Regions from separate parts of the Homo sapiens genome. Here region 2 is linked to region 1. The links are chromatin loops, found by intact Hi-C in ENCODE. Cell type or tissue: mammary epithelial cell. All regions are shown on one strand. Links, peaks and the distances in the headings refer to the core of each region. The heading gives the core; the rest is flanking DNA. Region 1 holds the start of FOXA1 (forkhead box A1). Region 2 overlaps MIPOL1 (mirror-image polydactyly 1).

The links. Hi-C counts contacts between places; a loop is a spot of excess contacts. Peaks named below come from ENCODE experiments on the same cell type or tissue, not always from the same donor. Only the 100,000 strongest peaks of a DNase experiment are listed, where the experiment ranks them.
Region 2: a loop joins it to region 1, with 3 times the contacts of the local background. A loop is called at or near these places in 2 of 110 quality-filtered maps.

What each region holds. Positions count from the first base shown.
Region 1 is chr14:37,593,134-37,596,046 of GRCh38, reverse strand. It overlaps FOXA1 (forkhead box A1), which reads left to right and starts at 798. Exons shown (of 2, transcript NM_004496.5): 1 at 798-1,146. The coding sequence starts at 1,075. It overlaps TTC6 (tetratricopeptide repeat domain 6), which reads right to left and starts at 418. Exons shown (of 33, transcript NM_001310135.5): 1 at 39-418. RefSeq lists enhancers at 1-489, 3-862. In mammary epithelial cell, for the core only: a CTCF peak has its summit at 1,683 (motif pointing right); DNase peaks (open chromatin) are centred at 1,446 and 1,696; H3K4me3 peaks cover 1,437 bases; H3K27ac peaks cover 1,022 bases; H3K27me3 peaks cover 110 bases.
Region 2 is chr14:37,339,369-37,342,281 of GRCh38, reverse strand. The region is part of intron 9 of MIPOL1 (mirror-image polydactyly 1); the gene reads right to left. Among named protein-coding and RNA genes, the nearest start is that of MIPOL1, 140 kb to the right of the region's middle. In mammary epithelial cell, for the core only: a CTCF peak has its summit at 1,698; no DNase peak of the experiment used is centred there.

The sequences.
Region 1 (2,913 bases), core at 247-2,746:
GTTATGTCATAAAGATATAAACCGGTGCTGTGACTCACCTGCTCTTAGCCGCAGGTACGAGTTTCGTGGCAGCGCCTCCGCTCTGCTAGCCCGGGGCCCGGGTCGGCCTAACGTCACTTGGCTCGGCTGACTCAGATGACCCGGTTTCTAGTGACGAAGCAAAAGTGGGGCTTTTTCCCTTTTCTAGTCTGAAGCTCTCAGGAGGAAAGAAAAAAAAAAGTCTGTATTCTCCAGTCTCCCGGGGTTGAACTTTGGGTCAGGAATCAGGAGGGAGGAAGCAAAGAGCAGGAGGGGCGCGAGACTGGGCCGCAGCCCGCGCTCGGAAGGTGGCGTGTACCTCTGGGGAGGGACCCCGGGGTCAGTTATCCCACAAGGTCTCTAAGCCCAGTCTCCGACGCCACCGCCCCCGGCCTTCTCCGGCTGCGAGGTTCCGATCCAGAGCCCTAGCCCGCCCGCCCGCCTGGCCCCGCCTATTTTTTCTTTTTCCAAAGGGGGTTACACCCCCTCCCTCCCCATTTCCCTCTTTCCCTAGCCTCCGGGCCTAAACCAATTACACTGCTTTGCAAACAAAGTGAGGGCCCCGCTTGGGGGAGGGGTCGCGGGGGAGGGGTCGCGCGCAGCGGTGAAGCGGCGGGGCGGGAGGCGCGGCGGCCGGACTGGCGGGCGGCCGCCTTGCAGGTGCACCTCGGGCTTTGTAGGTGCGAGCGTCTTTGTGCGGCGGACAAATGGGGAGAGGACGAGGAGGTGGGCACTCAAGCGACGTAAGATCCACATCAGCTCAACTGCACTTGCCTCGCAGAGGCAGCCCGCTCACTTCCCGCGGAGGCGCTCCCCGGCGCCGCGCTCCGCGGCAGCCGCCTGCCCCCGGCGCTGCCCCCGCCCGCCGCGCCGCCGCCGCCGCCGCGCACGCCGCGCCCCGCAGCTCTGGGCTTCCTCTTCGCCCGGGTGGCGTTGGGCCCGCGCGGGCGCTCGGGTGACTGCAGCTGCTCAGCTCCCCTCCCCCGCCCCGCGCCGCGCGGCCGCCCGTCGCTTCGCACAGGGCTGGATGGTTGTATTGGGCAGGGTGGCTCCAGGATGTTAGGAACTGTGAAGATGGAAGGGCATGAAACCAGCGACTGGAACAGCTACTACGCAGACACGCAGGAGGTGAGAGGCAAGGCGAGGCGGGCGGCCGGTGGGGCGCCGCTGGAGCCCGTGCCGGGGGAGGCCGGGGAGCGGTGGGCGCCAGGCAAGGCAGGCAGGCGGGCCGGGGGCGCCTTCTCGGTGCCACCGCTGCCCGCCCGCCGGTGTGGCCCCGGCCGGGCCTTGGCCGGGCCTGGAAGCGGGACCTGCTGCCCTGCTCTGTCCCGACTCTCGCAGCCGGAGAGGGAGTTTTAGGAAACTCCGGGCTTTGAAAACAGCGGCTCTAGGAAGCGCTTGCCTCTTCCCAGCAGCGAGCGGGAGCAGGAGCCGGGCCCGGGGTGCAGCGGGCGGGCGAGCGCCGGTGCGAGTTGGAAGCAACTCTGAGAAAGCCGGAGCATACCCACAAGGCGACCTCTTCGTCCCACCGTTTAATTCGCAGACGTCTTCTGATTAAAGCGCTCTGCCGCCAAGTTGGGTGTCTCAATAATGAAACGATTTCTAAATTTTGTAAAACTTGTTCTTCAAAAGCCCTATTTGGGGAGAAGTGTGCTCCTTCTCTAAAACCGCTGGGTGGCGCTAGTGCGACCAAAATCTTCTTCACAACTCTGGGCCGAGAACCTGTTTCTCTTCATTGTCCCCTTGGTGGCACGTTCATGGGGGTTATTTTTACAATGTGCACAAAAGGATTACAGGGAAAACCAGTTACAGGGAGGACTACCACCTATTAAAAGTATTTTTCTGGAAACAGCTGGCGATTACCCTCCAAAAGTTTAATTACCATTATTGAAAACGCGTATTGGAACTGCCTTGGATAATCTTGGGAAGAGGGAAAGAAAATAAAGCCCCAAGGTAAAAAATACTTTTAAGACGTGGACAGAAAAATATAGGATCACGTAATATTTTGATGGTAACTGACTTATTTAGATTTATGTATTCACAAGTTTACCTCTGAGTTTATTTGCATACCATAGTTTACTGGGTGTTCCTATTTAAATCTATTTGTTCTCATATTTTCAAATTGAGTCATACTTGCTGATTAAAATAAACTTAAGGACATCATTATTCCTTATTAAATTACCAGAGGAGTGCTTTTTAATATGCCTAGGTTTTGTATGTTTAAAATACTGTACCTAATGCATTCCCACATCGCTATTGATAAGGATTTTCGCTTGTTGATGATTTTAAAAGGAGCTCAGAGGTCTTCCAGAGATTTAATTCTGACGCAGTCATCTCGACCCCACCATTCAATTAAGACCCCTAGCGAAAGTACTTTCTTACATGTTAAAGCTGAGAATTAGGAAATACAATAGCATTAAGAGAAAATAAGTAGAATTTGATTTTCGAATTTTAAATTATTCAAGACTACTCACGGAATCTCAAAGCCAGGCGTTGAAATCATCGGCAGCAACATCAGCATGTGAAAAAAAAAAAAGATTTATTTTGACAAACTGTGTCACCAAATTTTTCAAACAGGGGACTGTAAAGTGGTGACAAAATTAATGCGAGTTTCTAAATAGCTTGCAAAGGTGTACATGTAAAGTCATGTTAAAATAAAATGCATATAGCACTTTGAGATTATTATAGCACCCCCTCCCAGCCCTTTCTGTTATGGATCTACTTTTAGTTTTATTTTTCCAAAACTTATTTAACTCTGAGTTTGCTTCCCTTTTAACATTACAGTTGCTACAAGCAGGTAGAAAACACTACTTCTAAATACAATAAACAACAAAAAGTCACCATAGGCAAAAACCCCTAGGACAATAAAGCCACTTGTTGGGAAACAGATGATTC
Region 2 (2,913 bases), core at 274-2,773, 250 kb after region 1:
AGGCTCAAGCGATTCTCCTGTCTCAGCCTCCCAAATAGCTGGGGGGCACACACCACCGTGCTCAGCTAATTTTTGTATTTTTACTAGAGATGGGGTTTCACCATGTTGCCCAGGCTGGTCTTGAACTTCTGACCTCAGATGATTCACCCGCCTTGGCCTCCCAAAGTGCTGGGATTACAGGCATGAGCCACTCCACCCAGCCAACATGCATATTATTTATGATAGTCAATCAACTCTTGGTGAGAAATAAGTGTGCACCAGGCCCTGTTCCAAATATATGTATTAAATTATTTAATCTTGATGTGTGCCTTATGAGTTAGATATTATTATACCATTTTGAAGAGAAAAAAATCAAAAGGAAAGAATAATAAATAACTCCTCTAAAGTCAAGTAGCTAATAAGCAGGATTCAAATTCAAGCAGTATAAATCAGTTGTCAACAAATTTTTACTGTATGTATACATGTACAATAGCAAAAGGAACTCAAACAGCTAGAACTACAGAAAAAGTTAATGATATTTTAAAATTAGAACTTTGGGCTAGAGATGTTGGCTCACGCCTATAGTCCCAGCATTTTGGGAGGTTGAGGCAGGAGGGATCACGTGAGGCCAGGTATCCAAAACCAGCTTGGGCAACACAGTGAGACCCCATCTAAACTTATAAAAAAAATTTAAAAAATAATATTAGAACTTTGAACAAACAGAGATACAGATATTTTTTAAGTAATACTTAGGTCTGACACAAGGAAATACTTAACAAAGATAAAAAAGGAACTAGCTGATATACAGAATTATTACCTTTTAACCCAGTTCCTTCATTCCTAACAATGTCTATGGTAAACTAATGAAAACAGCCTAAGCAAATATTTCTCACCTTTTAATTTCACATTCTAAGGCTAGCATACTTGCTAAAATCAGAACGCTCTTTTTAGAAATATAAAACAAAAAAATAGCTATAGGCATACTGTAGCTTCATTTTATTACATTTTACAGATATGTTTTCTACATATTGAAGGTTTGTGGCAACCCCGTGTCAAGCAAATCCATTGATGCCATTTTTCCAATAGCATGTGCTCATTGGGTGTGTCTGTGTCACATTTTGGTTAATACTCACGATACAGGAATACATTGCTTAACAATGGAGATACATTATGAGAAATGCATAATTAGGCTATTTTGTTGTTGTGCAAACATGGCATGTACTTATACAAACCTAGATGGTATAGCCTACTGCACATCTAGGCTATATGGTATAGCTACCTGGACAGCATGTTAGTGTACTGAATACTGTAGGCAAGTGTAACACGATGTTAAGTATTTGTGCATCTAAACATAGAAAAGGTATGAAAATATGGTATAACAGATAAAAAATGGTATACCTGTACAGGGCACTTACCATGAATGGAGCTTATAGCACTGGAAGTTACTCTGGGTGAGTGAGTAAGTGAATGTGAAGGCCTAGGACATTTTTGTACACTACTATAGATTTTATAAAAATTGTACACTTAGGCTACACTAAATTTATAAAAAATATGTTTCTGCTTCAATAAAAAATTAATCTTAGTTTACTGTAACTTTTTTTTTTTTTTTGAGACAGGGTCTCTGTCACCAAGGCTGAGTGTGGTGGCATGATCATAGCTCACTGCAGCCTCAATCTCCTTGGCTCAAGCTCCTCCCGAGGCAGGAGCTGGAACTACAGGCACGCACCACCACATCCAACTAATTTCTGCATTTTTTGTAGAGAAGGGGTCTCACTATGTTGCCCAGGCTGGTCTTGAACTCCTGGATGCAAGGGATCGTCCGACTTGGCCTCCCAAAGTGCTAGGATTACAGGAGTAAGCCACTGTGCCTGGCCTACTGTAACTTTTTTACTTCATAAACTTTTAATTTGTTTTAACTATTTGACTATTGTAATAAGCAGCTTAAAACATAAACACATTGTACAAATGTACAAAAATCTTTTCTTTCTTTGTATCTTCTTTCTATAAGCTTTTTCTAGTCTTCAAATTTTTATTTTTGCTATTTAAGCTTTTTTTTAAACAAAGACAAAAACACACACATTAACCTAGGGTCAGGACCAACTACATCACAGCAGCAATACAGTAAAGCAAGGGAGGCCAAATTAAGGAAAGACAAAGTAGTAAGACACCAAGATTTCACACAGGAAAAAGAAAGCACACAAACCAGAGGAAAGAAGATGCAGGAGTAAAGAAAAAATGTATTAAACAGGGAACTTCTGAAATTTTAACCATACCTTATAAGCCAAATTATTATTTTATAGGGGTTTTATTTCAGGTAAGATTACATAGAGTAAAATGCACACATTTTAAGTGTAGAATTGATTGGCTTTTGACAAATTTATAAATCTCTGTTACTACCACCCTAATTAAGATGTAGACTATTTCTACCAGAAAATATCTTGGTACCCCCTCTTAAGCCAGTCTGCACCAATCTCCACAGGCTACTACTATTCTGATTTGTAATAGCATGGGTTATTTCATCTCTTCTTGAACTTCATAAAAAACAATGAAACTTTTAGGTCTGGAATCCTTTGTCTGACTTCAATTCAACATATGTATTACAGATTCATCTATGTTTGTGTGTGTGAGAGACTGTGAGAGCAGTTCATGCTTTTTATGCTAAATAGTATTCCATTTTCATGCTAAATAGTATTCCATTTTATGCATATACCACAATTTGTATATCCATTTTCCTTTTGATAAAATGACTTTCACATCATTTTCAATAGTTGAATATTATAAATCAGCTCCTACAAACATCCTTTAAATGTCTTACAGCATATCTATATTTTCATTTTTCCAAGGTAAAGACCTAGAAATGGAATTGCTAAGTCACAGGGTAGACCTACGTTCAACTGCCTAAGAAAGTACAAAGCAGTTTTCAAAACTGGTTGT